Regions from separate parts of the Mus musculus genome. Here region 1 is linked to region 2. The links are chromatin loops, found by intact Hi-C in ENCODE. Cell type or tissue: heart. All regions are shown on one strand. Links, peaks and the distances in the headings refer to the core of each region. The heading gives the core; the rest is flanking DNA. Region 1 holds the start of Gm33547 (a long non-coding RNA gene). Region 2 overlaps A730020M07Rik (RIKEN cDNA A730020M07 gene).

Region 1 (15,979 bases), core at 5,401-13,400, 61 kb before region 2:
AAAGGAAGCAGCAAAAAAAGAAAAAAAGAAAAAAGAATAAAAAAAGAAAATGTCCAAGATTTATATTTGCTTGCCTCCTTCTAGGGCCTTTTGTGCACATTCCACAATCACTCTGTCACTGACCTATGTTCCCAGCTTTGTTTGTTTGTTTGTTTGTTTTTTGATTTTATATGAGTACATTGTAGCTGTCTTCAAACACACCAGAAGAGGGCATCAGATCCCATTATAGATGGTTGTGAGCCACCATGTGGTTGCTAGGAATTGAACTCAGGACCTCTGGAAAAGCAGTCTTAACCACAGAGCCATTTCTCCAGCCCTTGTTCCCAGTTTTTAAAACAAGTTACTTTTTCTTCCATTCTTTGTAGAAAGGGAAGCCCAGAGTGAAATCCTGCCTAGAACATCAGGAGTCTGAGCCCAGCAAAGAATGAGGAATTCCAGAATTGAACTCAGAGGCCCCAGCTCTGTCATCTACTGACCAGCCAAGTAGCTTTCAGTGTCTAGCATCTATCTCGGCCCAGAGAGTATAGCACAGGACACATGCAATCCACAGGGGAGGGACATGAGATGTCCCCCTGTTCTACCCCCTGTTCACAGTTACTCTGTAGCCTGTGTTTTCAGAATGGTGGATCTTATATTTGAACAAACTTAAGGTCAGTGGCCTCTGTTGGGTTATCATGTCTGGACATCTTGGGCGCAGACATGCTTCTTCAAGGCAGTCGTCACCTGCTGGCACTGAGCTAGCCTTCTTCTCTCTCTACCCAGTGGCCACACTCTGTTTTTATTTATTCGCCTTGCTTTGGGGTTTGGGGACTTGAAAATGAACCTTAGATGCTTCTGAAAATGCTTGTGACTGCAGGATTCATATGCATGCCCTTTTACTCTAACACAAAGTTTAGTGCAGGTCACCCAGCTAAGGAGGAAAAGGAGGAGATCCACAGTTCCACAGGGCTGCCACACATGACAGTCTCGGCCAGCATCATTCCAGCCACTCCACTGGGCACGAATGTTCTCTGTGCAAGCAATGAGGACCTATGTTTTGGCTCATGGAAAAACAGGTATAGCTAGTCACACCTGTAATCCTAGCACCAGGGGTGGATGTCTAGAGTTAGACAGATCCTGGGAGCTTGCTGCCTAGCCTGTCTGTCTGAATGGTAAGTGCAATGAGAGACCCACGGTCAGGGTAATAGGACAAAGAGTGACAGGACACTTAGCATCCTTCTCTGGCTCCTGTACACACACTCATGGTGTATGCATCCCCCATACTACACGTTTACACACATAGACTGCACAAAGCCACATACACCATACACTCAATAAGCATTTATGGGAATGAGAGAAAAGTTTTCTCACGCTAGCTTGGCAAATATGAGGGCTTAGAAATGTGTTCCCAGAGCCTTGTGTTAGAAATTGGCCTTTAGCCTGAGCTTCCCTGTGGGAGCCACTGGGCTTGAACTCAGGTTGTGGCAAACATTCTGACCTGCTAGCACATCTCATCTGCCTGGGACAAATGCTTTTGTATCTGGAGCTACAATAACAGGATTAACAAATAAAGATTTTCATTTGTGTATTTTTTTCTCTTGTGCATTTCTAAGTAAAATAATTTTGTTAATTGGAGGTTATTTAATTGTAAACTCTTGTTATTTGGGTAAGATCTTTCTGAAATGTAATTCTTGGGTTCTTTTTAAGATCAGGAAAGGATTTGCCAAAGAGCCCTTTAAAGTCACAAAAATTCTTTCTAAGATCCACATGGAACAAACATTTTATTTACACTTTAATAATATGTGGATAAGTGAGCTTAGACTGTTATTGTGTCATAAATGGCATGAATATAATTTAGGTACAATTCTTTTACAGAGTTGGGAGATAAATTTGCTCTGTTACTTTGACTCACAATGCTACAATACATCATCCAATGAGTAGAAGGGAGATATGAAAAGCAAATAAATATAAAAATCTATTTTGATATGAAAGTATTTTTTGCAAACTAAAGTAAGAAAATGGCCTAAGGGTTAAAAAAAAAGAAAAGAAAAGTCTTAGTACAAAACCAAAAGTAAAAGTCTGAGCATCACAAAAGGTTCAACTTGGTCACCGGAGTTTTGTGAAAGATAAAAACTCAAAGATGGTGTGCACATAGGTTCAAGCTCACGCACTTCCTAAGGTTAGACTCCTGTTTAAGATCCTGGGATTTGCTGAAGATCTTCGTCTGTTCTTGGTAACATTTACAACACAAAGTTTGTTCTTTATCAAGATTATTATGTTTTCTGCCAAGCTTGCCAATTTTAACTACTTAAAAAGCTGAGTCATAACAAAATCGGGATTTATTTTTAAAACAGTTGTTTTTGTCTAAGCTTTGTTTAAACAGTTACTCAAAGTTCAAACTAAATTTTTTAAGGTTAAATTAAAAAAAAAAAAGGTTCTCTTGGGTGTTCAGCAACTAAAATGAGGAGACAGAACCCAAGAGGATGAAAAGGGGCAAAAAACGACTTTTGATATCTTCCTCATTGTCTTCCAAAGTCATCAGGGAATTAGCAGACTTAGCTAACAGGGCCTGGCATCTCTGGTGAGTTGTTGGTCATCTTCATCAGAGAGGCCATGGAGATCCCAAGAGCCACAGACATATCTGCAAAGAAGAGAGTCACCAGAGGAAAAAAAACCCTTAAGTGTCCAGGGATGGTCACATGGCCAACAAAACCCAGATCCAACACAGCAGGTGGTGAGCAAGCACAACAGGAAGGGAGGAGGCCAAGCACCTCTGGGGGTCTCCTCATAGCTCCTCAGGACTCCTCATAGCTCCTCAGGACTCCTCATAGCTCCTCAGGACTCCTCATGTCTCCTAACAGCTCCTCATGTCTCTTCACAGCTCCTCATGTCTCCTCACAGCTCCTCACAGCTCCTCATAGCTCCTCAGGACTCCTCCCGTCTCCTCACAGCTCCTCCCGAGTAACCCTCTCAGTCTCAAATGACCTCACCTGTACAGAGGAAAAGTTAATTTCTATCCTAGTCTTGAGCCCAGTGGGGAAATGTAACCAAATAACAATAATAAGTGATACTAAAAACAAGATTTGAGTCAGTCCCGTTCTGAGCTGGTTCAGACGTGGGGACTTGGTATTTCTGAAAAAACACAAAAACGGTCATTAGGGTAACCAGCTTCAGTCATTTAGAAGAGACCTCTCTGTCTTACTAAGTAACCCAACAGCTGTCAGAGTCCATGATGTTGCTAACTGGGCTCATCTCTCGTGGAAGCAAAGGCCGTTTTCCAGAGAGATCACAGTAGAGCAGTGACCTCTGATGAGCTCTACTGGACATAGAACAAGGCACCAACTTCAACAGCAGCTCCACACACTCACGACACAGCTCCGGACGCTGGGACTATTCATATGGGAGGTGCCTTCCTTTTTTTTTTCCTCGAGACTGGGTTTCTCTGTGTAGCCCTGGCTGTCCTGGAACTCACTCTGCAGACCAGGCTGGCCTCGAACTCAGAGATCCACCTGCCTCTGCCTCCCAAGTGCTGGGATTAAAGGAGTACGCTACCACTGCCCAGCAGGGAGGTGCCTTCCCTACATTCAAGCTCGCCCATACTTTCATCCTGCCAGACAAATCCTTTCTTGGATGACAAAAAAATCTTTCATATGTTTTATCCTTCAGTCTGAACTCATTTGTCTGGCTCCGGATAAATAAACTCCAGCTCTATTTAGTGGCTGTTTCTGAAGAAGATCTCCATCGCTCTCCATCACAGCTGGGTCTCTCAGACATCCTCAGGCCTCGCCTGCACTTTACACCGGTCCACAGAACGCATATCTCGATACTTCCTTCAACTCTCAGTTCCTAGAGGACCCCTCCCCCCTCCCCTCTCCTGGATTGAGTCTCTCCTACCTTATAGAGGCTTCTGAAGGAAAAATTGAACCCAAATCCTTTGTCCAATGGTGCATCAGGCTCTTAATTTTCCTACCAATTTTCCCAGTGGGTAAAGGGCTTGTTATGAAATCTAATGTGGCAGCGCGGGGTGGGGGTGTGGGGGGTGAGGGATTCAGGAGATAGTACCTGGAGGGCCCATGCCAAGGTGTCCCCTGAGAAATCACACCTTGTGACAGATGTGGTATAAAGGAGGTTTATTTGGAGGAAGGGGAGGGAAAGAAGGGGTAGAGGCAGACAGATGGCGGCAGGGCCATGAGGGGACAGAGAAGGACAGAGGTAGGGAGAGAAAGACCAGCTGGGAACCCGTGGGAACAGAGAGAAAGAAACAAGAGAGAACTGGGGTATAAAAGCAATCCTTTTACACACCAGGCCACCTGTACCTGGTGGCTGCAGGTAATGATGTAACCCGTTGCTAGGTTCCTGGGTGATGACGTAACCCGTTGCTAGGTCCCTGGGAGTTGCCTAGCCTGTAAGCTAACAGGCTTCCCCTTGTGCCAGGCCTTCTGGTCTTCGTTTCTTCTCTGTGCCAGTTTTCGTTATCCCCTAATAGGATTGCGTATTCTGCTGAATGTTCTCAATCCCTACCTCCTTCATTGACTTACCACGTTTGTTTCTTCCAGAGCTCAATAGACCCAATACAACTCCTAAGTAACTTCTCCAGATAGCTTTGCCTCGCCCCCACCCCACCCCCTTTTTAAATCTGCTTTGTGTTTTTGGCTACTGCTTCCTTAACCTTTTGGTACTATTGATGTCCTCCAGATTGCAAGCCATTCATTGAGTTCCAGATGGTATTGCCTCATGGATAATAACCATCAAAACCTATCTCATACCACCAAGATCATCTCAGTCTCCAAATGGTATCATAGCGCGGCCTTAGACATCTTGTGGTAAACAAACGAACCCTTCCCATTTTCCAAAACACCCTTTGAGCCTTCTATACATCACCGTTCTGAAGCCACCAAGGGGAATCAGCAGCCTCCCCCTGCCCCTCCTCCCCGCGGCACCCCCCTCCCCGCGGCACCCCCCTCCCTCTGACGCTCCAGAAGTGAGATTTTTGTCCCTGGTGAATGATTTGATTGCATTGATCTATTGTGGGGGAGGTGCTGGGATGGGAAGGAGGGTATGTAGAGACAAAAGAGACAAAAGACCCAAATCAAAGTCCCACACTTTGACAATCAAGACATGACAATCGAACCTAATCCTTAACATCCCATGACATCTTATTACACAAAGGAGGAGTCTCAAGAATAATTAACAAGAAGATGAGAGGTCTGCAGGGTGCCTCAAGATAGAGGTCACAAGTGAATCCCAATATGATAAGACCAAATAACTCCCCCTCAGCTGCTAACCCCTTTCCTGATGCAATACTCTCTTCTGGGAAGTTGCCGTCTACTCTCCTGCAGTGTTCAGTAAATTCTCTCTGTCTGGGCTGTGCTAGATTCTTTCACCACCAGGATCACTGCTCTTCCATGTCTTCTTTTACACAGCAAACAGTTGTGTCCTGGTCAGGAGCTGCTCTGACGGTGTCCCAATGCAATGGGAACTAGTAGCCCACATGTGGACAGGGGCATCGCCATGTAAAGCACTAAGCAGCCTAAAGAGAAACACCAACTACATTTAGGTGTCCCTGCCGAAGTGACAGCAAAGAGGAATGCTTTGACCCCAACCTCATCTCCTCTGGATTTGCTAGCAGAGAATGGAGAAGATTCTCAGGCTACTACTCCGAAGTCTAACGCAGACCATCGCCATAACCTTGACCAGCTAGGCCCAAGGCAGGTAAGCACCTTGAGCCCCAGGATGGACATTGGTAGAAAAGTGGCCCCTCCCTGCCCAAGCTGAGAAAATTCCCAGTCTACAGAAGAGTGTGGAGCAGAGAGATGTCACGTTTCCACAGTTCCTGACCCCAACCTGTGAGAATGAGTGAGTCAAAGCCAGAACTGAATGAGGGAGCAGTCATCTGAGTCCTTCACATAGCGGCCAACGTTCCTAGAAAGCGAGGGGGCTTTCCCTGATCTGTTCTAGAACGTTAGGTAAAATACACTCAAGCACGTGATTTACCAGTAGATGAATGTGAAAATGGGGGAAGGCAGGCAGGATGCTAAGAAGACACTCTGCTCCAGCATCCGCAAATAAAAACGGCATCACTTAGCATGAAGGAGGAAATGAGGCAAGACTCCAAAACAAGAAGTAGGCATCCCCGAGGGTGTGGGTTCTGAAAAGCAACAGCAGTGTATCATCAGTGCTAACGTCGTTACCTAAACCATAGGTTATTTCCTTGATTGTGATATCAGATGACAGCGACATTTTAATTTCTTCTTCATCCCCTTCTAAGCATTGAACTAATTTAATCCCATGACTCTTTTCCATCAAGTCCCCTCTGTTCTTCATGGATGCCTCTTTGAAGAACCTGTCCAGGTTCATGAAGGGAGATCTCCTTTTTGCCTGTCTTCGTCGGCCACTGCCTTCCCAACCTACCACCATGGGAGATTTGGCTCTGGAGTTTTTAATCTAGTCAAGAGGCTCTGTCTGGTATAAACTGTAGGATTTGAGGTGCAACTCTCATCCTCTCTGGACTCCCACTGGGATACTGACAATCCCTCCCCAGAGGGGAGCTGGAGGAATTGAATGCAAAGAACGGATGTATGAAAGGGGCCAAGAAGGATTCGAGAAGGATTCGTGCACACAGTGTGCATTCAGTGCATGTAATCACTTAGCATCTGAGTACTTATCCTCATAAAAACAACAGCAATTGTGGTAACTCCTACCCATACCTTCTTAACTAGATGGTGATGTCCGTCAGGGCAGGGGCTGCTCTGCCATCATCGAAGGTACCCTCTGCAAAGAGAAAGTAGGAAACGGAGGACAAGGGATGAGAGAGGGGTTGGGGGAAGGAAATAGGGAAGTCACCCACACGTTGTGTAGCAATATCTGTTTTGTTCAGAAATAACAGCTCCAAGTAGCCTTGGAGCTCTTTCCTGTCCTGCTAGGAGGGGGCCTCACAACCTTTGTTTTGGGGGTGAGGAAACAGAGGCCTAGAAAGGTTAAGAAGCACAATTGGCATTCATGAGGTTAGAACACAGGCTCTTTCCTAGGTCCCACATTCTCTGGTATGACCTGGGTCACTTTATGAGCCTCCCCCATCCCCTTTAACAGGGCCCAAGTGTGTGTTTGGCAGACGTCGGCCATTGGAAGAATAGGGTATTTCCCTAGCCACTTCCAGATGGAGAGTAAGGAGAGCATAGGTGTCTTGGTCAGTGTTCTGTTTCCGTGAGGAGACGAGGACCACAGCAAACTCTCATAAAGGAAAGCGCTTAACTTGGGCTTGCTCACAGTTTCAGAGTTTCGTTCATTATCGTGGCAGGGTGCGCCATGGCACTCAGACATGTTGCTGGAGAAGTAGCTGAGAGTTCTACACTGGCTCCTCAGGCAGCAGGAAGCAAGACTCTGTGCTTGGAATGGGCTTTTTGAAATCTCAGAGCCCACTGCCACTGACATATTCTCCCAATAAGGCCACACCTACTAATCCTTTCGAATGGTGTCACTCTCTGGTAACCAAGTATTCAAATCTATGAGCCCTCAGGGGTCATTACTATTCAAAACACCACAATAAGAACTTGGTAAAGTTAACTTTTCTACACCTCCCTTCTGAAAACCAGAAGGCAGTCATGAAAGAATAACGTGACTTTGTCTGGGCTTGATCTCACGAGCTCTAATAGACCAAACCCTAGCCTCAACCACGACAGTTAATTACCGACTCTAATAGCAAATTATAAGACAAGGAAATAAGGCCTAGTTTTCATTGAGTATAGATAGGTTTGGATTGATGTTCCTACAAAGGTAGCTGCCTTCTCTGGGGACTGGGAAGACACTGCAGAAGGTCTAACAGCCTCTGGTAGCTACAGCTCAGCTGGTGGCAGTATCATAAAGGAAGCCCTTCTCTCAGTTAGAGTGGGCAGAGTTCCTCAGGAGTGAAAGTTAGTAGTGAGGCTTGTTTGGTGCTTGGAAGGGGAAATGCAAATGAACCTGAGATCAGAGAGACAGGTCGGGTGTTACTGAAAGGAAATAAAACTTGAGACCTGTGCCATGTAATTTATGTCAAATAGCCCAAAGAGTTGTTTGTGAGCTTTGAAATCTGGGGCTGAGAACATAGCAGAACAGGCCAGGACATGCCTGGGCAGGCCCTTCGTTAAGACATTCCTGAGGCTGCTTAGCAATAAAGATAAAGACAATGAGCCCGGCACCTCCCCATCTCCCGCCCTTCTGACAGCCTGCTAATGTTTAAATGGACCAATCATGTGAAACTGCGCCAATTCCTCCCCCCCCAGCCCCACCCCTTTTCTATAAAAACCCCTAGCTTCCAAGCCTCAGTGTTGAATCCACTGCCTCCTGCGTGAGATACAGTTCAACCAGGAGCTCTGCCATTATGGCTCCACCATGTGGTCGACACCTCTGTCTCCTGCGGGAGATACGTGTTGGTCTGGAGCTCCATCATTAAACTACCTCATGCTTTTACATCAAGATGGTCGTCTGTTCGTGATTCTTGGGTGCACACCGAATCGGGAATTGAGTGGGGGTTTCCCCACTAGGTTCTTTCATTACAACAGTCTGTAAAGTCTCTCATCCAGGCACTGACAGAGTGGCCTCATATGCGTTTTGCCAATTGCATTATATCTCAGGCTCAGTCAGGTTTACTCAGTAGAAATTCACACCCTTGGTGGGGGGTGGGGAGCAGTGTTCTAGGAAGCTCATACTTCAGAAGGGCCTCTTTTAAAAACCTCCACGGGTCAACAGCAGAGCCTTTGATGGTGGGCAGACCTAAAAAATGGGTTGGCACTGATGAAATTAGTAGCTTTGAAATCAGCACCAGGGTTGATATAAATGGGCTTTCCTTAGTGATCTAGATGGTGCTAAAGACACAGAGCTCATCTCAAGACCTTACAGTAGGCCCTGCCCTTGCTGGAGAATATGAATGTAAATATAAAATATAGAATATAAAATAAAGAATGTGAATGTAACCAGTGCCGTGGCTCCAAGCTGTTTAACCCCACATCTGGATACAGAGTCAGAAGATTCCAGTAGTTTGATATCTGTTATGAAACCCATTGAATTCTGCCTTGACACTGTATATTCTGTTTACCTAAATGATACTCAGGCACTGCAGTAGCCACCTCTTAACCACGAAGGGGCAGACCGAGGACTGCAGACTCCTCAACCGGTTAATCTAAAGCCTGGTGGCTTAAAACAACACTACTTGCTTATTTATCTCCCTGGTTTCTATGAGTCAGGATTCTGAGAGCAGTTTTTGGCTAGAAGATGTCCCATGGGGAATACAATCGCTTTTGGTAGTGTTGTAAACTATCTGGAGTCTGGCAAGCAGCTGACAGACCCACTTCGAAGATAGGTGTCTGATGTGCTGGAGAGAGCCTTAGTTTTTCAGCAAGTTGGCATCTCCGCGGCTTAAACACAACATAGTGGCTGATTTCCAAAGGGAAGCATCCTGACAGAGAAGGCCAAAGTAGCCTTGGGACACCTAAGCAAGGAGACCATTCTCTCCACAACGCTGCTGAGAGTTTCCCACGGAAGAAAACAGCCTAGGTTTTGTGGAGAGAAAAATATCTTGACCTTACTGTTTAAAGATAGTCTTATGTCCAAATAATTATATAAAATTTAAGAAGAAAAAGAAACAATGGGTGAACAGAAACGTGAGCCCCAATGTCCTTTAAAAATGCCTTATGATTTTCCTTGGATTTTTTTTTTAAGTCAAGAGAAGCAAGTTAGTCTTTTTTTCCCCTTGGCTGCCTCAAACCATCCAGTTTGTAATTCCTAAAGGAGTCATCTAACTCGGGGCTGAAGAGTGAGTCTACCAAATACCTTTTGTCTGACTTGGAACTGGGGGAACCTTCTGGGGGGACTGGTCTATAGACAGGCTCAGGGGCAGCAGAAGGCAAAGGCTCTGCACCTAGCCCTTGATGGCTGCTGCCTGACGTAGGGGAGCGACTGAAGGGGTTCAAGAGAATTCAGCAGGCACCAGGAAAGAGAACAGCCCTGGGTTTGCTATCAGCTTTCCATCAGTGTAATCGACTTTCCATCAGTGTGATCGGCTTTCTTACATTGCTTCATTTCCACTAAAGCATTGAGTGTCTGGTCACCCTGGCTTTCGGCGATGCATGAAGCAAGAAGCAAGATAGTCTTTCCTTTTTCCTTAGAAATTCACCTTGAACTCTCAAAGCAGCAGTTAATATGATGTAGAAACATTCTCCTCCAAATACAACAGCTGCCATCCCCGTGGCCAGACTGCCACTGAGTCCAGGCTCCCAGCCACGGAAGTTTTCGGAGGAGCAAGTCAATTCATTGGGCATCCGTACTCTTCTTAGGCCAGAAACCAGGGACATTCAGGAGGGGTCCTGGAGGCTGGACAAATCCTGCCTCAGATACTGGTTAAACAAAAGAACTGGACGCCCACTGAAAGAAACTAGAAACACAATGGGCCGCTAGCTCAGGTCTCTGTGAGATGGTCCCTTTTCGTGGTGTCTTCTGTAGGTAAATATTGGGGCATGACTGCAACCAAAGCTCCCTGACCCCCACCTGCATCCACCCTGGGCTTGGCGTCACATTCAGCTGATAATAATGCAGGGGATGGTTTCTTTTAACGTTTTTAATCTGAACATTAAGTTCTTTAGTTTGCCTTACCATATACACATAGTTTAGAAAATGTTCAACAAATCTCTGCCGCCGTGCTTGTTTTGAATATAGAGAACGCCATTTTAAAAGATACATATTTAGAAGATGTATCTTTATTTTATGTGGCTGGGTGTTTTTGCTTGCAATGGATATACGTGCACCAGGTGCCTGCCTAGTGGCCATGGAGGACAGAAGAAAGTGTGTGAGATCCTGGAACTGGACTTACAAGTGGTTGTGAGCTGCTATGTGGGTGCTGGGAATTGAACCTGGGTCTTCTGGAAGAGCAGCCAATGGTCTTAACTGTCGAGCCATCCCTCCGAAAAGATATTTTTTTTAAATATTGGAAATTATGTCTCACTGTGTAACACAGATTGGTCTGGAAATTGCTATGTGGCCCATGCTGTCTTTGAACTCATGAGCCTTTGGCTACTGTTTCCCAATGAAACAGTCCTATGATTAAGGGCATGGACCACCACATCCTGCTAGACTTCATTTTTATTCACAGAAGTTTCTCACCCTTATTAATGTTGCTCGAAATGGCTTAAAGAATAGGTGCATTATGGGTGGTCTTAGGGACCCCAGGCCTACGCTGATCCTGCAGAGCGAGGCCTTCACTCACCAGTTCGACTTGCTTGGATCATGGGTTCTTTTTCTCAGCAACTATGAGTTAGGTCCTGGGACAGAATCCTGGGCCTCCAGAAGGAGCCAGAGGGATGGGCAGTTCTGTAGAAGCAACAACGAAATGTATGTACCTGATGAGTCTGCCCAGATCTATCGAGAAGTCCCATCGTATTACGGACAGCTTAAGAAAGCAGAAGCACTTGTGTCATGCCTTCTGGAAATTGTTAGATCAAAATAAGATTATAGGGGCTGGGCATGAGTTCACTTGGCAGAGTGCTTACCCAGCTAACACAAAGCCCCGGTTCGATTCCCAGCATTGAACAAACAGGATGATTGTGCAGGATGATAATCCTAGCACTGAGGAGGTAGAGGCAGAGTAACACCCAAGGTTTACCTGTAAGCCCCACCCACCCAAGGACCAGGTAACGTCCTGGAATGCTGGGAGTTGTAGTTCTTAGAAAATAACAGCGCCACATGGGAAAATACAGTGGCCAGATGGGCGTGTCCTTAAGTAGTCCCTACAACACAAGTCTTGTTGTTTTGTCACCACTCAGCTGGGAACTCCAGGGAGTTATTCTGATCAAAGCGCAGCCACTGGCAGTATTTAATTAAAGCTTGCTTCAAATTTGGCTCAAAAATGGTGGAGCCATTTTTTTTCTTGCAAATCTCAGGATTAATAGCAGGACCAGAAGCTCAAGTGTATTGTTCACTACATAGTGAGTCTGAGGCTTGCTTCAGATATGTGAAATCTTGAATAACAAAAAACAAAAAACAAAAAGCCAAAAAAAAAAAAAAAAAAAAAAACCCAAACAACAACAACAAAAAAAACCCAACCCAACCCAAACCAACAACAAAAACAAAATCACCAGTTTCTAGCTTTAAAAGCCGTGGCTGCCTAGAGGACTGAGTTTTAATTATCTGGGACGTTCTGAGACAGAGTTCTTTGGTGAGAGGCTCAAAGCTGAGGAGGCCGTGTGGGCATCTTGGGCTGGAGTACAGGGCTGCAGACTCTTGCTGTGAGCGGCAGGAACTCTCCCCAGCTCCCACCCACCGGCTGCAGGCACATGTGTTTTCCATCAGAGTTAATAGCTGCTGCTTTTCAATCCCTCATTTCCTATCATTTGGCCTGAAAATATTTGCTGAGTCACTTGACCTCAAGGATCTGCTGAAACAGTCGTCACATGACCAGAAACGGCTGTAGACTTATAGCTTAGCCCCAGGCGAGTCTTTTTTCCCCCAAACTTGTTTGAAGCAGTATTTACAGATTTAGACACCTGGCATGCCCTGCAGCAAAAGAGACCTGGAGCTGCCCCGGAGGTGTGGGTGGGGCCTGGTTCTGTTCCTAAGTGAGGAAGGCAAGTCTTTATGCAAGGCCTGCACTGAGGGCCTTGAGAAATTCTCTAACAAAACAAAGGCGGGACCAAGTGACCAGACAGCAGAGGAGTCCCTTGTGACTGAGACTCATAAAGATGGTCTGGCAAGCTAGGCCTGGAGAGAACCCGAGACTGAAGGTCTGACCCGATGAGAAAGGACATGAAGCTTGAGCCCGGGGCACGTGGAAGGAGGACATGTGTAAATTCAAGATGTTAGTGTCTGGCAATCAGCAAGTCTGATGGAGTGACGGGAAGTGAAGCAGAAATAGGGTTGTTATAAACTGAATCTGCAATGCCCCCACATAGACACACGTTCTGATCACCTGGCTCCCTGCCTGATGTGGTATTGGTAGCAATGTGGAGGTTTTAGGAGGTGGGGTCGGAAGCAGATGACTAGGGTAATTGTACCTGCCCTTGTCCAGATCTCTCTGCTTTCTGGTCTATAATCACGAGATGCTATCCCACGTTCCTCCCACCACCAGGCCCTTCCTACCATGACCAGCTTGAAACTCTTCTGAACTCTGAGGCAGAATAAATCTTACTCCTTTGAAGTTGTTTCTGTCAGATATTTGGTCACATTAATGCAAATGTAACAATACCGTACCTTTGTGAGGGACAAGAGACAACAGATTCTCAAGTCTTCACTTCATGAATCCTGCTACTCAGCAAGGGTTCCCACCCCCACACCCTTACACCTGGTGTTCAGAATGTCCGTGCCTTTCCCCTTTATTGCACAAGAAAAACATGTCATCAGGTGCAAAATAATATCCGGCAATCTCAAAGGTAAAAGGGGAAGAGATTTCTCTCAAAGTGCTGTTCTCTCACTAACAAAATTTGTCATAGTTTGGACCACACCACCAACCTAACAAAATGTGTATTGAGGGGGCTGGAGAGATGGTTCATCAATTAAGAGCATTTTCTGCTTCTGTAGAGGACCAGGGTCACAAACATTTGTAACTCCAGTTCCAGACCACTCGATGGCTCTTCTGACCTCCAGGGGCTCCTGCATGTCCATAGTGTACATATATATACATTCGCAGGCTCATACACATATGCATAAAACAAGCAAATATTTACAATGTTCATTTATTTTCCTTTGTTGGTGGGTAGCCTAGCTCTTTGCAATTGTAAGACTCCAGGGAGCCTTAACTTACCGGGGACCCCTGAGTGAAGCACGTGGAGCTGGGGTGGATGCAAAAAGCAAGAGGAATTTATTGTTCCAGTGCACTGGGGTCGTCCCAGACCCAAAGGAGAGGCAGCAACTCCTGGTGCCCATTCGGTGAGTTTTAAAATGGTTTCCAGGGGCAGAATAGAGCATCAGCAACTAGGCACAATATGGTTGGCAGAACAGTGCACCTTTAAAACTGATTGGTCTTTAGGGAATGAGGTAACAAGGACGTCCCTTGTCTGAAGGTGGGCCAAGGGTCTGTCCTGTGGAATGTGTCCCCACCTGCTGGTCCTCGTTTCCCCCCCCCCCCCCCCCCCCCCCCCCGTGGTCTGAGGAATGTTAATTAGCCTCTCCCTTCCAGAGGGGCAAGTGTTCCATGACCTTCCCAAAGTTCCTGAGCTGACCTTTTCACAATCAACCTTCTTTTCCTTCCAACTAGACTTTTGCATGAGACTTCTATTCTAGTCTCTTCTATTTCTATACTCACGGGGGTGGGGGTGGGGGGTGGGGGTGGGGGGGGTGGGGGTGGTGGTGGTGGTGGTGGTAAAAGTTCCCTCAAATCCCACATCAGAAGTAGCAAAGTGCCGGGCAGTGGTGGCGCACGCCTTTAATCCCAACACTTGGGAGGCAGAGGCAGGCAGATTTCTGAGTTCGAGGCCAGCCTGGTCTACAGAGTGAGTTCCAGGACAGCCAGGGCTACACAGAGAAACCCTGTCTCGAAAAACAACAAAACAAAACAAAAACAAAAAACCCCAAACAAACAAACAAAAAGAAGTAGCAAAATGACTGGGGGTGGGGTGTTGGGGTGGGTGTGGGGGTGTGGGTGGGGGTGGGGGTGGGATGGCCGCATCAGCTAAGGGAGCACAGAGTGAGTGTGTGACCACAGAGCTGAAGGTGCATTTTACTCAAGTGAAGGAAAGCTTTCTGGCCACAGTTTGACCTCAGGAAGATATACTAGTGAGGGGGGAGCCTTCGTCAGCCATTGTATGTGGGGTACAGGAAGAGAGCAGAGCAGAGGGGAGGCAGTTACAAAACAGAGATAGGAACTGAGAACGGAAAGAAAAGAAACCAAGGAAAGTCTGGGGCCGTAGAGAAGAAGGGTTTATCTACTTCTCCCTGTATTGGAGTTGACCGACCTGCATGGGGGACAGCAAGCAGGGTGATAATCTAGCAAGAACTGACATTGTGAATAGAGGAGAAGAGAGCAGTGGGGTCATATAGCCCGGAAGAGAAAGATGGTTGAACAATACCTGAATGTTTGTATGTATTGGGGAAAGACTAATAACACTGTCTTCTCATCTCCAAAGGAAAAGCCAACACCCTGAACAATTTAGATGGGAGAAAGAAGAGTTCCCATCTTGTTTCCAAGTTGTAGCACCCTTATAATGAGAAGATAACAGCATCCTTCCTGCCCCATGCTGGGAAGCCAGGTCAGCCATCGCTGGCCAGTGGTTTCCTCTTTCACCAGCCTTGTCACTTTAAGGAAAAGCAGAAGTCACTGTCACCATTTGCCTTTGAAAATGGAAATGGCTGTACTAAACTTGTTTGTGAATACCAGGTCTGAATGGCATTGGCTGTTGTGTAACTATCAAAATCAGATCTCTAGGGGTAGCTTGGGACAGAATGTCAGTCAAAACAGCCTCGGTAGAAAAAGATGCAGAATGGCTTGTTACTGAAGGACAGGGACACATCTGCGAAGTGCATTGTTGGGCAATTCTATTGTGCTGCAAACATCAAGGAGTGTACGGACAGAAACCACCATGGTGGTTATAGCACCCATGGGCAATGTAATGTCATGGGACCATTTCTGTATACAGAGGCCATTAAAATGTCATCATGGTGCCACTCAAGACTGGACAGAGGCTCACCTGGAGACCGGAGAGGATCAATCGTTTCCTGAGGCTGCTTCTCTCAGGACTGACTACAATATTTGCTGCTTTTCTTGGTGTTGTGACCAAATGCCTGACAGGAGAGATTTGTTGGGGCTCATGAATTCAAGGGATACAGTCAATCACGGTGAGGGCAACATGGTGGCTGGGGCAGCTCACTCTGTAGTCAGCTCCTGAAGGTGCTGCATTTTGGAACTTTATGAATATGTAGCTGACTGGCAGACTTTGTCTGCAGGCCTTGAGGGCTATAGCCTCCATCTCCCTATGGTTCTCGCTCAGTGTTCCCTGATCCACTAAGCTGTAAGAAGCTGCACACCTTCAGCTGGAGACCA
Region 2 (15,979 bases), core at 4,265-12,264:
ATAACTTGTAATTTTAATTTTTTTTCAAAACCTTTTTAAAAATGATGGTTCTTAAATGCTTTAACTTCCCTTGTAGCCCACCTGACCCACCAGATGTAGTGGGAAAGAAAGGATATGGGGAAATGGACCTGTTTAGAAAGTTTCTTTGGAGCAACTCCCATCTGTGTTGTCTGGAAATCGGCAGTTCAGTTCACAGCTCAGTAGCACCAGCTTGGTGCACTCGCAAACACTTTATGGATACACCAGCAGTCCTGTTCGGTAGAGTCGGGATAGCAAACAAGGATCAGCAGTGGTGGCTCTACCTAGCAGAGACAGCCAGACCTCAGCCTCAGCACAAGTCATTAGGAGGGACCCGGGCCAATAGGAACACCAGGAAAAGTTCTCAGCTGTGCCTCTATCAGTGAAGCAAAGATCAGCAAAGACTCAAGACCAACGAGTGTTGCACAGCTAGCTCTATAAGCAAGCCTACCAGAAGTGTTTTAGTGCATTTCTCTCTGTGGAGTTCTGATAAATGGAGCTCAACTATGTACTGTAAGGTGGACCAATACATGAGTGTTGTTATCAAAGAATTCTTCATCACGTGTCCTTTCAGAAGCAGAATGCCCTTTCACCTGTGTCTGCTGCAGCATAACGTTCCTTCACTAGTCCGCCTTAGTCTTTTACCTGTGTCCGATTCAGTGAAATGTTCCTTCACATGCTTGCCTTAGCAAGACACCATCCAGCACAACTGACTTCCAAAGAACCCATTTTGAAAATGGGCATTAAGACAAGGAAGGCAACTCAGGAGAACCAGGGAGAAAAGGCAGAGCTGAGCTACAGACAAGGCAGTGTGAGACAAGGACAAACAAAGGAGCTTGTTGAACCCAGCAAGACCTGAAGGGCCAGGAAGGCCTGGGACTTATCAGCTCTCATATGTCTTAAACATGTAATGTACTCCTGTCCCCTTAGCCTCTTCCCTCTTAAGCTGATTCCCAGGAGCCAGAACACCACCACCACCACCACCAACAACAACAATCTGAGAAGCAAAATCCATCCTTGGATTGCCTCAGAAAGAAAATGGAAACTAACTCCAAGAAAAGGTGGTCCTGACACTGCTAAATCACTCGAGTGAGGATTCAGGCAAGGGAAGGAGAGTGCCTTATTCCAGGGCAGCCTCCTTCCCCTGACAACCTAGGCAGATGGGCAGTACCACGGGCAGTACCATGTGGGGCTGCAGCAGCAGCTGACTTGTCCTTTAGCTGCCTGTGCCCAGTGGTTGGAACAGTGGTTTCCAGAGCCATGAGCTCAGGGTGCAGGTCGGTCTAGGGGGTATATTTAGTATATTTATATCCACACCTCCTGGAAGCTGGTGTGGGGAGAGTATTGTAAACTCCCCCAGCCTGGTTTCAGCACCCCTTAGAGCAGAATTTTCTCAGTGGTGTTCCTTTATTCTGGAAGGTCCTGCTCTAGTGACATTGAAAGTTTGCTGCAATGGTTGGACCTCATACTTTGCTAGTAGCTCGCACACTGTAAAACTTCCAGGATGTCCAGTTGGGAGCTGGGGTGGGGGTGGGGGGCGGCGGCGATTTGTTACAGTGTTTTCTAAGTGTAATCTCTCTTTTTCTTTTTCTTCTCTCTCCTCCCTTCCCCTCCCTTCCCCTCCCCTCCCCTTCTTTCCTTCCCTCCCTGCTCTCTCTCTTCCTGCTCCCCACTTCTGTGCATTTCTAAAGATGTCACATGGCACAAGAAAAGCGGTATGAAGCCTTTACCTGCGAAAGAATGATCCTATATGTAGAGAAAAGTTCAGAAACGGAGACTTCCATTGACTACAGAGACCCATGCTGCAGGAGAGGGGCTAGGGCAGGGTGGGCTGACTGGCACCGGTTGGCAAGGATTGCCATGTAGTGAGAGCTCTGGTGATGAGCAGCAGATGTCTTGGCTCAGAGCTGGCGAGTGCTCTCTGGCAGGGGCAGGGCCTCCGGAGAAGCTCCTAGGTACTTGGAGGTGGAAATCATGTCTCTTGAGGACTCCACTTCCCCACAAGAACAGAATGACACGTCTGGAGTTGGGCTGTGATGTGTGGGCACCAGAGGGAGGCACTGGGTTCTTACTCATGAAGTTTTAAAGCTTACTGAAGCCGCCTGTCTCCTCTCATGCCTGCCTCCTTGGGATCTTTAGGGAAAATTCAAATGGGCCCTTGCAGCAGTCACCAGACACGCACTTGCTTATACCAGGAAGTCAAAGAAGTTGAAAAGAGGGGAGACTAAAGTGGCCTCTCCCCAGAAACAGGAAGGTGAAGCCCTCAATAGACAACAGTTATGTCTTTGCTTCAGCGCACGTCCCTGCCCGTGTGACTGAGCTTCCACTCTTGATGGATAAGGTGGTGACAGACAGTGCTGCAGAGGTGGGCAGGGTGGGGAACCTGGCTGTGACTCTCCATTCCCTGGGCTCAGAAACATGGTGCACAGCACCTTGAAATGAGCATAGAGCAAGTACCAGGTTATACATGGAGCTGGTCCCAGAGGGAAAGATGGTGGAAAGGATGAAGGGAGAGGAGGAAGAAAAGGGAGGAAACTGGCATGGAATTGCTTTGGACTATAATATGTGCATCTTAATTAGGCTTCACCATAACCCTCATGGTGAGTCTGCCTGTCACTCCTAGGAAACAACCTATCAAGCAACGGAGGCATCCAGAGGCTTGCCCATACCACACAGTAGGGATGCAGTCTCCTATCTTCCCAGCTGAATGCTTGGATGTTGGTGGGAAGGAAAAGGCAGACAGAGGAGATGGAAGAGACATGCTGATGGTGGAGAGGCCAGAAAGGCTGGCTCAGACATGCTAAGGAAAGATGCTGGCTTGTGGTGTCTCGGGACTAGAAACCAAAAAGAGCAAGTTAAAGGCTATGTCCCAGGCAATGGCAGCAGCCAGAGATTAGAGCAGTCTCTCCAGATGACCATTTAGTGTTTTCTCTGGATTCTTCTCCCAGAAGCCTGTGCTCCGAAGCACCCTTTTTCTTGATGATACTTGCTTTTCTATTTATCTGTTTCCTTGGAGCTGGCAGGGAGAACAGTTGCCCTCTGAGTGGGTTAAGGAGCTGGAAGAGACTTGGATGCTCTCTTGAGGGTAGGGAGCATCCATGGGAACTGTGCTCACTCTTCTCTGTCCCTCATAAACAAGGTTTTGGTGTTGACATGAGACTTCATCTAGACCTGCTATTTCAACGAGGCCACAGGCTTCTGAGAAAGATGGCCACAGGATCCTGCGGCCAGAGAGTAATTGGAAATGCACAGCTCGGGCAGATGCCCACTTCTGACAGGAGCAGCAAACAGAACAGCCTGAAGATTTCTAAAATAGGCAAGGAAGGCCAGATCATATTGTTCCTCAACTCTGACCACAGGCTGCATGCGGCTCGCCATCCACCCACATCCACCAGGCATGGCAGAGCTCCATTCTGAAACCTCTGGAGATATAGTCCCATCTCCACAGATGACTCGAGAGAGTCAGTTTTCAGGTTCCTGGTTGGTTTTCCCCTACTTACAGAGACACGGAGTCTGACACCACAGCTCTGCTCAGTCGCAGCCTCCCCTTCCTCTTCCCACTCCCCAGAAGGTTAAGAAACTGGTTCGGTGTCTCACTGTCTTCGACAGAGGCAGGAAGGACAAGGCAGGGAGGAAGTGAGTGGCCTGGAGGGGACTCGGGGATAGGCACAAATGAAAGCGAATTCTCCTTCATGTTCCCTTTTGTAGCAATAGCAAAATCAGGGTCAAGAGATCATCAAGTTCTTAGCCCATCCCAGGACTAACCCATTCCAGAAAACTTCGGGAATCACCAGGAAGATGGCGTGTGCTCTGTCTTGGTCATCTGCACTGATCTGAATCATGTTTTCTAACAGTAGCAAAGGAGGCTCCTTCCCACCCTCTGGGGAGCTAGATGCTTCCAGGTAAGACCATTCTGAGTGCTCTGAATGCTCTGACGAAAGGCTAATAAGAGACCCTCGAATGTCTCTCTGTGTGCTTGGAGGTAGAGACATGGGTATGGGGGTATGTGCCTACACACGCATTTTGTGAGAGCTGAGGTTGTCCGTTCTTATTAATACTTCTCAACTGGACATTTTTGACCACATGAAATTTAACTTAGTTTCCTTTATTAAGACACAATTCATATCCCATACAGTTCACCTGATTCAAATCAACACAATGACAATATAGTCACAGAGCTGTCTAACTACTACCACTAATTGAATATTTTCAGCACACCCCAAAAGAAATCCCTCCCACACTCCTTACCCAGTCTTCCCCTAAATTTCCCCAATTCTCCTTAAGAAATCACTAATCTATTTATAAATAACGAATATTTTATATAAATGGAACAATATAATATGGTTTTGTTTTTGTTTTTGTTTTTTGGGTTTTTTTTAGTTAAACAGGTTGTCACATATAGCCTTGTCTAGCTTAGGCCTTGAACTCAGAGATCCACCTCCCTCTGCCTCTGGAGTGCTGGAATTAAAGGCATGTGCCACCATGCCCTGCCAATACCTGCTTTTTTAACTGGCTTCCTTCACCTAACATAATATTTTCAATTTATGTTTCGGCACATACTCACGTTTTTCCACAGTGGCAAAATATTCTGTTATGTGTGCACCTTATTGATTGACTAATTCCTCACGTACATCCGGGCCATGTTCACTACAGACATTCATACACAAGGTTTTTTTTTTTAAGAATTTTTTTTCTTTTAAAGATTTATCTATTGATATATGTAAATACACTGTAGTTATCTTCAGACTCGCCAGAGGAGGGTGTCAGATCTCATTAGATATGGTTGTGAGCCACCATGTGGTTGCTGGGATTTGAACTCAGGACCTTTGGAAGAGCAGTCAGTGCTCTTAGCCACTGAGACATCTCTCCAGCACCCCCCCCCAATACACAAGCTTTTATGAGAATAGATGATTTTCACTCATCTCCTGTATATAACCAAAAGTAGAGTTCCTGAATTATGCGATCACTTATTGAATATTTTGAGGGGCTATCTTGCTTATTGCCATAGTGCACCCCAATAGTCATGCATCAGGGTTCCGATGTCTTCACGGACTCACTGCCATTTCACAATCTTCCTCTGATTTTAATCTCCAAGTGTGAATGGTATCTGCATCTCATTGTTTGATTTTTCTGGTGGCTTGAGCCGATGGTCCTGATATCCAAGCCCGCCATCTTTCTCTTTCTTTGCTCTTCATGTCACTGTACACAAAGGAAAACTGAGTTGTCTCCTGGGCCATGATCACACCAGCTCCCTGAGCACTCCTGAGGAGGTGGGAGGATTTGTGTGTGCTTTGATATGTTTGGGGGTTTAACACCACTAAATTTTGTCAATTGCTCTTCTTTAAAAGTCTCTGACAGGGGGCTGGAGAGATAGCTCAGCAGGTAAGAGCACTGACTCTTCTTCCTGAGGTCCTGAGTTCAATTCTTAGCAACCACATGGTGGCTCACAATCTACAGTATACTCATATACATAAAATAAATAAAATCTTTGTTCTTTTTTTAAAGTCTCTGATGGTTTTAAAATTCTGAGGGCTTTCTCGTCTTCCAGAGACTGAAAGTCTGCTCCTACTTTCCATGCTAGGCAGGTTCCATTCACCTGTAACTCCAGCTCCAGGAGATCCAGCACCTCTCCTGGCTTCCTTGAGTACCTGCATACACGCAGCATGCACACCCACACAGACACACATCCAGATATGTATAACTAAAACAAACCAAAACAAGACCTCTCCACATCTCTATTTACAAAAGAGGGTTTCAATAAATGGATAGCATAAATAAAAATGTGAAGGATGGGTTGGAGAGATGGACCAACAGTTAAGAACATTTCTTGTTTTTGAAAAGGACCTGAGTTCAACGCTAAGTATCCATGCTGGGTAAACTACAACAGCCTGCAACTCCAATCCCAGGGGCATCCTAAGCCTCTGGTTCCTGCACTCACGCTAACATACCCCCACACAAGTATGTAATTAAAAATAAAGTCTTAAATAAATAAATGAGACCATATCCTAAATATCAAACAGTATGAGACGTAACAACCAAATGCAATGCATATAATGTACATAATGTATATAGTTTATTTGTACCACAGTTTGAACAAAACAGTAGAAAAAACATCTGGGGGGGCAATCTGCAAAGGTGTTAGATGACACTAAAGAGTTGTTGCTAATTATGGCAGCCATGATTAGAGCATTGTCTTATGGGCAAACATAGACATGCTGCCAGAGCATCTATTGAGGTAAATAACAGTGTCTGGAATTTGCTTCAAAATGTATCGCACAGAGAAAGATAGATAGGTAGATAGATGGATGGATGGATGGATGGATGGATGGATGGATAGATAGAGATAGATAGATAGATAGATAGATAGATAGATAGACAGACAGATAAATGGATGGACGATGGATGGATGGATGGATGGATGGATGATGGATGGACAGATGGACAGACAGACAGAGAGATAGGTATATAGGAAGAGAGAGTATGTGTTTATGGCTGGCAAAATGTAGACAGGATACAGCAGCTCCCTCTCTGTCTTCTACTTTTATGTTCATTTATAATGCTTAATATCAACACCACCACCAACAACAACAATAATGATTGTGGAGGCAATGCTAAAATCTGAATATGGACTGAAAAAAATAGAAAATAGGTGAATCCTGGACTATAGAATACATTTCACTATATCCACTTGGTATATTTTTAGATTTATTATTTTTCAAGTAGCTAACATACATACAGAACTCTGACTTAAAATCTACAGTATAAACTGATGTTTTTTTGTGGGTTCAGGTCTCTCTTTTAGTATGAATCTTTCTGGCTGACATTTGCATTGCTTTATGTAAGCTATAGCCAAATTTCTCCTCTGTAATTTAACTTTAGCTTCTTCAAAGAGAGAGCAAGGGTCCTAGACAGTATAGGCCAATTTATCTTCCCGTATTTTTCATCCAGCAACACCACTTACATATCAACATTGGTTGTAAAGGCATCTAGGAATTGAGTATTCTCACCCCTTGGTTTGCTTTTCAACTTTACACCGTTGCACTTAATTCTTATAATGGTTAAGTAAGTTACCCTGTCATGACCACAAGGACTATGTCACCATCAGACCTGAGGACAAGTGCAACCGAGTCTTGAGAAGCATGCTGCTTAGCTGCCATGAGCACATGGTGCAGCCTTGTACTTGAGAGGAACTGGTGGACACACTGTCACAAGAATAGAGAGAGGGCTGGCCTTGAAAATTCACGTGTTGGAGCTTAACTCCCAAGACAATGGTGTTAGGAGATGGCATCCTTACGAGCAATCGACCTCATGGATCGATTCAGATTGTAAAAGGAATTTGTGTGTGTGTGTGTGTGTGTGTGTGTGTGTGTGTGTGTGTGTGTGAGAGAGAGAGAGAGAGAGAGAGAGAGAGAGAGAGAGAGAGAGGGAGAGAGAGAGAGAGAGGATCTACTTCCATTTGATTTTTCTCCAATGTGAGGACTTGGGAACAAGGCATCATCTAGGATGCCGAGAAGAGCCTATATCAAACACCAAATCTTCTGTTTCTTGATCTTGGACTTCTAGTCTGTAGGACTGTATAAAGTCAACTCACGTTCTTTGTAAATTCCCAGTCTAAAGTATCTGCTATGGCAGCATTGTCCTGGTTTCATTTTGGTTGCTGTAATAAAATACTGACCAAAAGCAATTTTGTAGAAAGGAAGAGTTTATTTGGCTTATATACTTCCAGGTCATAGTCCACCATTGAGGGAAGTCAAGACAGGAACTCAAGCAGAAACCTAAATCAGAAACCACGGAGAAATGCTATGATTGGCTTGCTTGCAGGCTTGTGGTTAGCAAGCTTAGTCCAGGGCTACCTTCTTGGGTTTGGTGTTGACCACAGGAGACTGAGCCCTGTTAAATAAGTTACCAATCAATGACATTCCTCACAGACAAGCTCACAGGCCAATCTGATCTGGAAAGTCCCTCAACTGAGACCCTAGGCAGTGTCAAGTTGACATTTAAAACTAGGATAAAGCATGAACCGAGACAGAAATCATGATGTGTATATTCGACTGTGAAGATGGTGATCTAAATAGCTCATCTAATAGCTGCTTGAAGCAACCTAAGTCATTTGACTGAATTGTCTTCCATTGATTTCTTCCAGCAATGAGTACCTGCCTAACACGTATGCCAAGTCTGAAGAAGACTCAGCATAGTGCTTCATTCAATCTGCCCAATAGTGGCCATGACTAGGAAATGGGGAGTTAGGGAACAAAGCCTCCCAGAGAGGGAGGGAGGCGAGTGATTTTCAATCAAGCAGGGCTGGCTGCTACCCACTTCTACAGTTATTTGTTCAACTGGTTCTTGTGTTTATGCTGAAAATCATGGCCAGCAACTGACTCTCAAGCCTTCGGGGGCTCTCAGCATGTCCCCCTGGGGTGAGGCTGGGAGTGGCTGAGTGTTTGTTTTCCTCTGCCAGGTGGTTTGGCAGCCGTGTCCTTGTAGAACACAGTGTGTTCCTGTGAGAGTGTGTGAGTGAGTCACTGTGGGTCAGCTACGACGTGAGCTCTGGAAGGCGCCTTTGTGAACACTGGAACAGCCTCCCTGCTTCTCAGATGGGGAGAGAAGAGTAAGAGGACTTGGGTATCACACTGACCACCGTAGTCAGCAGATGCAGGGATGCTATTGTGCACCAATTCCGAACCTCTGCCCACGATTCTCTGAAGCTTAGAGAGACATCCCGGGATCTCTGGATGACAATTATCAAGAACAAAAGTGATCACTGAACGCTAACAAGGCAATTATAACATCTAAGACTACTGAATGAGAATGGATCTTTGGTGATCATGTAGCCCAAAGTCCGGTGATGGTAATGGAATTGTCTGAGGCATAAGCTAAAACAAGCAAATGAATGCTAAAGACTGAGGAACTGTTATGGAGAAATACATGCTATCTAAGCTATTGACCATAGTAACCAAGCTGGCTTGGTTAATTTTATTTCACATGTCTCTACCTCCTGTACCCGATACGTGATAGCTTCTAGATATGATGTCTTTAAAAAGGTTGTGAAACTTATCATTGGATTAACACGACATTTGTTCCATGAGGAGATTAAAGGTCTCAAGAAGATTGCTGGTGTAGTGAGGGTTTTGAAGTTGGCCTTGGGAAGGGGACTGGATTCTGAGGGTGATTTATGGGAGTGAGGAAGAGTGTGTTCTCACCAAGAGGGGGCAGACATGTTACAGATGAAGAAGCGAGTGAGCGATCTTGGGTTTGGAGAGTCTTGGCACATCCAGCTGGCCACAACAGTGTAGAGCTGAAGTAAGGGTATGAATGGACGGGCTTGCTGCCAAAGACCCAGAACTCTCTGTCCCTTCATTCTTTAGGTGTCAAAGACATGCTCTGTTTTGAGGAGGGAAAGATACACATGAACCGTTCTCAGCTACTAGACAGTCCCGATTCTCAAAGATTTCCCCTGCATCCTCCAAACACACTGTTCTAGTTAGGACAAAACTGACTTTCTTGAGAAATACTTTCTGCTCTTGAAAGCATAGTCCTGATGACCCAGGCTCAGCTGGCTCAGGAAGCTCAGGGAGGCGAGCGCATTAGACACGCTGGAAGAATATGTTTGCTGAACAGTCTTCATTCTCCAGAAGGGTTCAGACACAGGTCACATTCAGGGCTGGGGTTTGAGCCAGTGCTGATGGGTATCAGTACCTGCTTGCCCCAAGACCTTAAGCTGTATTTGTTCTTGTGCCTACAGGGGAAGCAAGCACAACTGCTCTCTGGGTACTTCCTCCTAGCCCGTCTACTTTCGCTAAGCCTTTCGGATTTCATTAAAGTTTTAAGAGCAGCGTTAGAACTTTATGGTTATCTGCTGATTTGGTCCAGCCAATAAGTTTCTAATTTCTTTTGCATTTATTTAATTAGTGTTGGGGAGCAGGTATGTGCATACCATAGAGTCTGTCTAAAAGTCAGAGGACAATTTAAGGGAGTTGGTTCTTTCTTCTCACCATGTGGATTCCAGGGATTGAACTCAGGTCCAGGCTTGGTGGCAAGTGTTTGTAGCCATTGAGCCATACTGCTGGCTCCAATAACTGTTTTTATTGGTAGGTGGGGTCATCTAATTTGTGGCTAGTCACAATTACTCTTGACCTGGTCTTGGTAGTTAGATTAAAGGTCAGGCACTCTGCACCAATAAATACTTACCTAAGACTTATGCTTTGATGCTGGAGGAAAGAATACTTTGTTCTGGAGTTGTCACATTGTGGTTCCCATGACAATGGTGCTGTGGTTCCCACCTCTCTGAGTCTTGCTTCTTTTACTTGTTCTTAGGTGATGCTCTGTTTGGCTCAAATATCTTCCTGCCCGTGAATCTCCTTTTCAGGGTGGTGTCCCCGAAAACCCAGCAGAAGGGTGGGGGAGGTCCTTGATGCTTGACTTGTCAGAAAATTTCCCTTTCATCTATAGTATAATTAAGACAGAAATAGGTAAGGATTCAGGAAGCATTCAGAAGCCATTTAACATGTTTACTAAAGGGAATTTCAAACCAATAGTCTCTTTTCTGCTATCAAGAATATTTTAGGATAAGCTCAAAGCAGTTTTGCCTATAGTCGTGGAGTGGCCTCTCCAGGACGTTTCTACCTCCATTTTTATCAAGAATGATCTGCATATCCAAGGGTTGCTCTAATGGGAAGATTTCAGAGAAGTTTGCGGTTTGTGTTGGTCCAGATTCACTTCCTTTTTGCTGAGTGGGTAATGATGACAGATGCCTCTGAACCAGCAGGTAAGGAGTGCCCAGTAATGGCCAGTCTGCTAAGTCCAGTCACTTTCACTGCCTAGTCATCAACAAGATTGTTGTTCTTAAAGTCTACGGCCAGCAAAACGACAGCAGCCACTCCTAAAGTCAAGACAACTTGATCTATCTCTGGGGCAGGCAAAGGTGTGTGGCCCCAGGGCCAGGGATGCCTCACTCTCACCCACACATAGAGATAGCATCTTTCTATACTCTACTGGCCAAGCCATGTGCCTGGGGGTCACTGTGACCGCTTGGAAGACTGTATAAATTTCTCCAGTCTTCACAAAGGTGCCCACAGAAGGTTCAACCTGCCAAGAGAACCTGCCCTCCCTCTCCCACATAATCCTTTTCTTCTTTAAAAAACAAAGGAGCTTGGGGCCCAGCTTGGAGCCCAGCATGGGCTTGCCAGGAACAGGGGCATACCTGTCATCTGCAGGTGTGTTCATGGTTCACGGAGCATGGAAGCTTAATGTATTTTCACATTGGCTAGGAATGTGTTTACCTGTTATTCTAGCTCATAGCCAGACAAGAAAGATTAGTGCCGGGCATGTTGAGTTTACTGAAAAGCTCAGAAACCAAAGGAGGCTAAATGGTGTGCTTCCTTTCCTCTGTTATATGCCTGTGTCAAATGAAGATTTTGGGCACCATCTTGAAAAGTTCCCTGTGATAACTTCACCTTCTTGTTAATAATAGGCACTTGTTAATAAAAACAGGGGGGTTAGCCAAAAGTCATGCTTCAATCCTGTTTTCATGGCCAGGGCCTCTTGGCCCATAGCAAAGGGACAGAAAAACCTAGGTAAGGTGCAGGATCAGGCCACTTATGACAAGTTGCAGCCCCTGCAGTAAGACATGAGCTAAGGAACCTAAGGTTGGTGAGAGAGTTGCCATGTTTGTGTCCCAAACCCCGAGTCTGAGGGTAACAGAAAGAACTTTTTTTTGGAGATCTGAGAGTCAATGGGAAAGGAGCTTGGCTTTGGCTTGTTCTCTGCCTTGCTTGATTCTGAAATCACCTTAACCAGTGAATACATAAAACTAGTATAAGAAAACGGAGCCCAGAGTGCACTTGCCAGACGGCAAGCACAGGAAGGGTCACTGGCATGGAGCTCTTTGGGTGACTTAGCCTCTGATCTTGTCATTGCTTTGATGGAGGAACTCTTTCTAATGGTCATGGAAAGCATTCGTGAATGATTCAGCAAGTCGGAGTTTGCCATCTGGATCCAGGAAAAGAGAGAGAGAGGGAGGGAGGGAAGGAGGGAGAGAGGGAGGGAGGAAGAGAAACAAACAGAGAGGCAAAGAGACAGAGAAGAGAGGAGAGAGGGAGGGAGGGAGAGAGAGAGAAAGAGAGAGAGAGAGAAGGAGAGAGAGAGAAGACCATTGTGTGGATTGAAGGATGACAGGCAGGATTTGGAGACAGAGGCAGTTAAGGAATGATGGGTAAGCTGGTCCCTGTCTTGCAAGCTCACCTTTTTCATGAGCTTGTCCTGGGTTAAAAAGCCAGGTCGAATAGTCCTCGCCTTGACTCTACTCCAGTGCATTGGGAGGTGCAGAATTCCTTGCTTTTGTGGAGCAGAGTGTCTCAGGCTTCCAGACATAAACAGCACATCCTGCAGACAGACAGACACTGTTGAGTCAGGTTCGGGACACAGGGCCCCACAGAGATCAGATGACGGTCACCCCTAAAGAAAACGAAGGCTTCCTGGGCAAAGTTACTTTGAATTCCAGAGTTAGCATGAAGCATCTGGAAAAAGAAAGCCAGGCGGAAGTAACTGCAGAAGGGACTGCAGCTGCTGCTACCTCTGTGGGTGAGGACCTAGAGAAAGTCCAAAATGTTTGTCTGCACAAACATCCCTTGATCACAGGAAGTCCACCCCTTTCTTCCACTTGCCTGCCTCTCTCCTATACTTTTGCCTGCCCCCCACCATTCATCCATTCATTATCTACCTATCTCTCTTCCCGTACATTCACCTATCTACCTTTCTGCCCATTATCCTGTCATCCACCCTCCTATCCATCCACCTACGCCTCTGCCTTCCAATGCTACTATAGAAAGAGCACATGTGCTAAGCTAGGGATGGGGAGCCGCCTGTCCCATCTACTCACATGTGGGTGGGATTAAGGGAGTCCTCTCCGGTATAGGAAACAACTTACAGATGTAAGATACCCAAAGATGCCAGAGCACCTAAGCTGTTGACTAAGCTGTGTCAATATGATTCAGTCACTTTCTAATATCTCAGTGTCTTAGTTTCCTCTTGTGTAAAATGCAGGAAACACAGAGTTTTCAGCTTACGGGACAGTGATAGTCACTTAAGGAGAAATCAAAGTACTAAGTACAGTGGCCAGCATGTAGCATGCTCAGTAGATTTAATCAGCACTAAAAGTGAGGTGTTTGGAGAACTGGGAAAGAATTCGGCCATCTCAAAGCCAATAGGCAAGGAGGGTTTCTTAGGAAGCTAAGAGATGTGTTAGAAGTCATGTCAGGTTCTTGGCATGGTATTTTCCAATGTCCAGCTGCTGGGCATGAAGAGAGTAAACAGAGGAGAGGAGCTAAGACCTCAGGTTTTCTTCATGCTTGCCCTCATCTTTGCAGAGGGCCAGCAATGGCTCAAATTAACACTGAGCCAAAAGGGCCCTGGTGAGAAAAGCAACAGGAAGAGGAATGAGCCAAGGAAGAATAGAGGGACAAAGTCAACAGAGACCCCGTGTCAGAAATCCTACAGGACTCTGACAGGAAGTCTGGCCACCAGGAGAGCTGCTGGAGCTTTGAGAGCCTCCAAGCCTGGGGGAGTCCTGGCGATTCTCTATTTAATAATCCCCCAGGGAAGTTACTTGTAGAGAAAGGTCAGAAGTTGCCTTAAGGACAACAGCCAAGGGTTCCTGCAACCAGCATGGAGACTTCTGCCAGCACACAGGAATGTCTGAAGGAAGCAGGGATTCCAGTCAGGAATCAGTTGTTTGGGTACACAGGGGTCAGAGGACAGCATCCTTGGCAGGAGAGTTGTGAACATCCTTAAATCCATAGGCTCCTGGCCAGCTGGTTTCTGGATCATGAGGATCATGGTCATGTTGAGAGAGGATGCTGGAGTTAACAAGAGGGCCCCTCCAATTTAGGGACATGGATGGTGAGCGTGAACTAAACAGGTGAAGGTGACAACTGGTGCCACCTTGGGGGACCTTCAGTAGAGGTTTCTGAGGCTCTTTCTGTATTGCTAGAAGGGAGAAATCAATATTATCTCAGCACAACAAAGCCTTATGAAGACAGGAGAGCAGAGAGGTCACAGACCTCTTCCTTCCAGTATAGAAACTCAAAACTGGGGAGCCGAGCTGCAGGGAGGAGTGGAGCAGACTCATCACTGAAGGGCCAATATGCAGCAGAGACCACCCTTAAGTAGGTAGGTCAAATGTTACCGGAGTTGTTTAGAGCAGAGCCTGGACCCTGCTAACCCTAATAAGCTAGGCCTGGCCACCAGGTCTCAGTGGGACAATTTAAATTAAAGTTGTAAAAAGTAATGATGAGGAAGAGAAAACAGTCACTGTGGCCCTGTCCGGCAGAGGTACCAAGATGTCCCCTACATTCCCAAGTCCATCCTCCATGTCCTGACATGGTTTAGTTTAAATAGAAGGTCTGAGACATGCGTAACTAAATAGTCCTGGTCAAGGTGTGGTAGGTCTCTTTCATCATAGCTGTCTGTCTACAATGGAGGACTGGAGTCCCTTCTGTGAAGAGGCCTGACAGGTTGGCAGAGCCGTGTGTAAAATCTCTTTCTGGTAGACAAGCTCTTCTGGCTGACACCATGAGATTCTTGGGAAATTCCAATTTCCAGAGAATCATATTTTAGTAGTCTGGTAGCCAATCGAAAGATACAAGTGTCACTTTGGAATGTCTTCAGCTTTGCCAGGGCTATTAGAAAATTGGTCCAGCTCAGTGTATGTCCCACACAGTGCTCAAAGAACCCTGCCTCAATAACAGATGGGCTCACTTACTCTACGTCCTGTGAAACACACCACGCAAGGCATCCTCCATTGCTAAGGAGCCCGTTTGTGCTTAGCGGTGGCTCTTCCTGCTGCCACTAAATTCCTTCAGTGTCTCTCTCTGCCTTCCTCTTCATCCCACAGATGCCTTTTGTTTTGCCTCACCATGACTGGTGTGAAGCGTACCTTTGCCCCTCAGTTTCCACTCAGAAGCTGCTCCAACCCCAGTGGGTCAGTCAGGACGAGTTCCTTCACACTCTAAAGTGCTCCCCTGTTCTGTGCTTGTCAGCCGCTCTACCTTGAGGCTTGCCACCTTTCTTTTCTCTCTGATCTCCCTGCCCGCTCCCACTCTCTCCTCTGCTTGCCTCTATCCCAAGTTCCCATTGAATTCCAATGCAAAGAAATTTAGTTTGTGGTTTCAGTTTAAGCTTAATTAATTTTTAAAGACATCGCCTTCAGCCAAAGTTAGGGGTTTTTATCTTCTAACCCTGGCTGTTAATCAAGGTCTTTTCTTTGGCAGGTAGGCCCTGGTTAGAGAAATGTGAAGTTGTATCTCTCTTGAGCTTTCTTGGAGGTAGATTATAAGAGAGGACGGGCAGAGCCTTTCTTTGGGAAGACAGAGAAGATGGTTCTAGAAGCAGAGGAGGAAAGAAGATCTCCAACAACAGAGGAATAAAGAAACTGTGAGATATGTATATATATCTCATTCATATATATAATATATTTATTCATATATATATAATAACCATAAAGAATGAAGTCATGTCATCTTTAGGAAAATGGGTATGACTGTAGTTAATCATGTTAAGCAAATTAAGCCATTCATACCATATTTTCTCTCATTTGTGATTCCTGGATTTAAATGGTCACATAAAATCATGAATATACATATTAAATGAAAGTAGAAATAAAATTGTCTAAGGGAACAAGGAATAAACAGGAGGGGGAGGTGGGAAAAGGGGGAGGGATTTGATGGGCAAGGAGGGATGCACTCAGCCTATATAGATCCATACCAAAACTCAAAATTAACTTTTAGAAAGCCAACGATGTCAAAGGCACATTAGAAGTTTGACTGGAACTGATGCCTTGTCAATAAAACTATATCAGCTTTGTAAAAATGATATGACTTAAGTGTACAATCAATATTCATGAATTAATAAATGCCATATATGAGTTGAAGTCAGAGTCATCTTGCGTGAGATACTTACGCACCGT

Evidence for each region. A loop is a pair of places that touch in the nucleus more often than their neighbours do. Peaks named below come from ENCODE experiments on the same cell type or tissue, not always from the same donor. Only the 100,000 strongest peaks of a DNase experiment are listed, where the experiment ranks them.
Region 1: a loop joins it to region 2, with 5 times the contacts of the local background. A loop is called at or near these places in 2 of 42 quality-filtered maps.

Annotation. Positions count from the first base shown.
Region 1 is chr3:121,564,852-121,580,830 of GRCm38, forward strand. It overlaps Gm33547 (a long non-coding RNA gene), which reads right to left and starts at 11,313. Exons shown (of 3, transcript XR_867600.1): 1 at 11,216-11,313; 2 at 6,687-6,750. Gm33485 (a long non-coding RNA gene) reads right to left here. Exons shown (of 4, transcript XR_001783961.1): 4 at 15,659-15,720. In heart, for the core only: a CTCF peak has its summit at 9,092; DNase peaks (open chromatin) are centred at 9,260, 11,640, 12,470 and 12,630; H3K27ac peaks cover 737 bases.
Region 2 is chr3:121,627,234-121,643,212 of GRCm38, forward strand. It overlaps A730020M07Rik (RIKEN cDNA A730020M07 gene), which reads right to left. Exons shown (of 3, transcript NR_036458.1): 2 at 12,259-12,399; 3 at 9,893-10,461. Among named protein-coding and RNA genes, the nearest start is that of A730020M07Rik, 11 kb to the right of the region's middle. In heart, for the core only: a CTCF peak has its summit at 9,224; DNase peaks (open chromatin) are centred at 8,488 and 9,298; H3K27ac peaks cover 590 bases.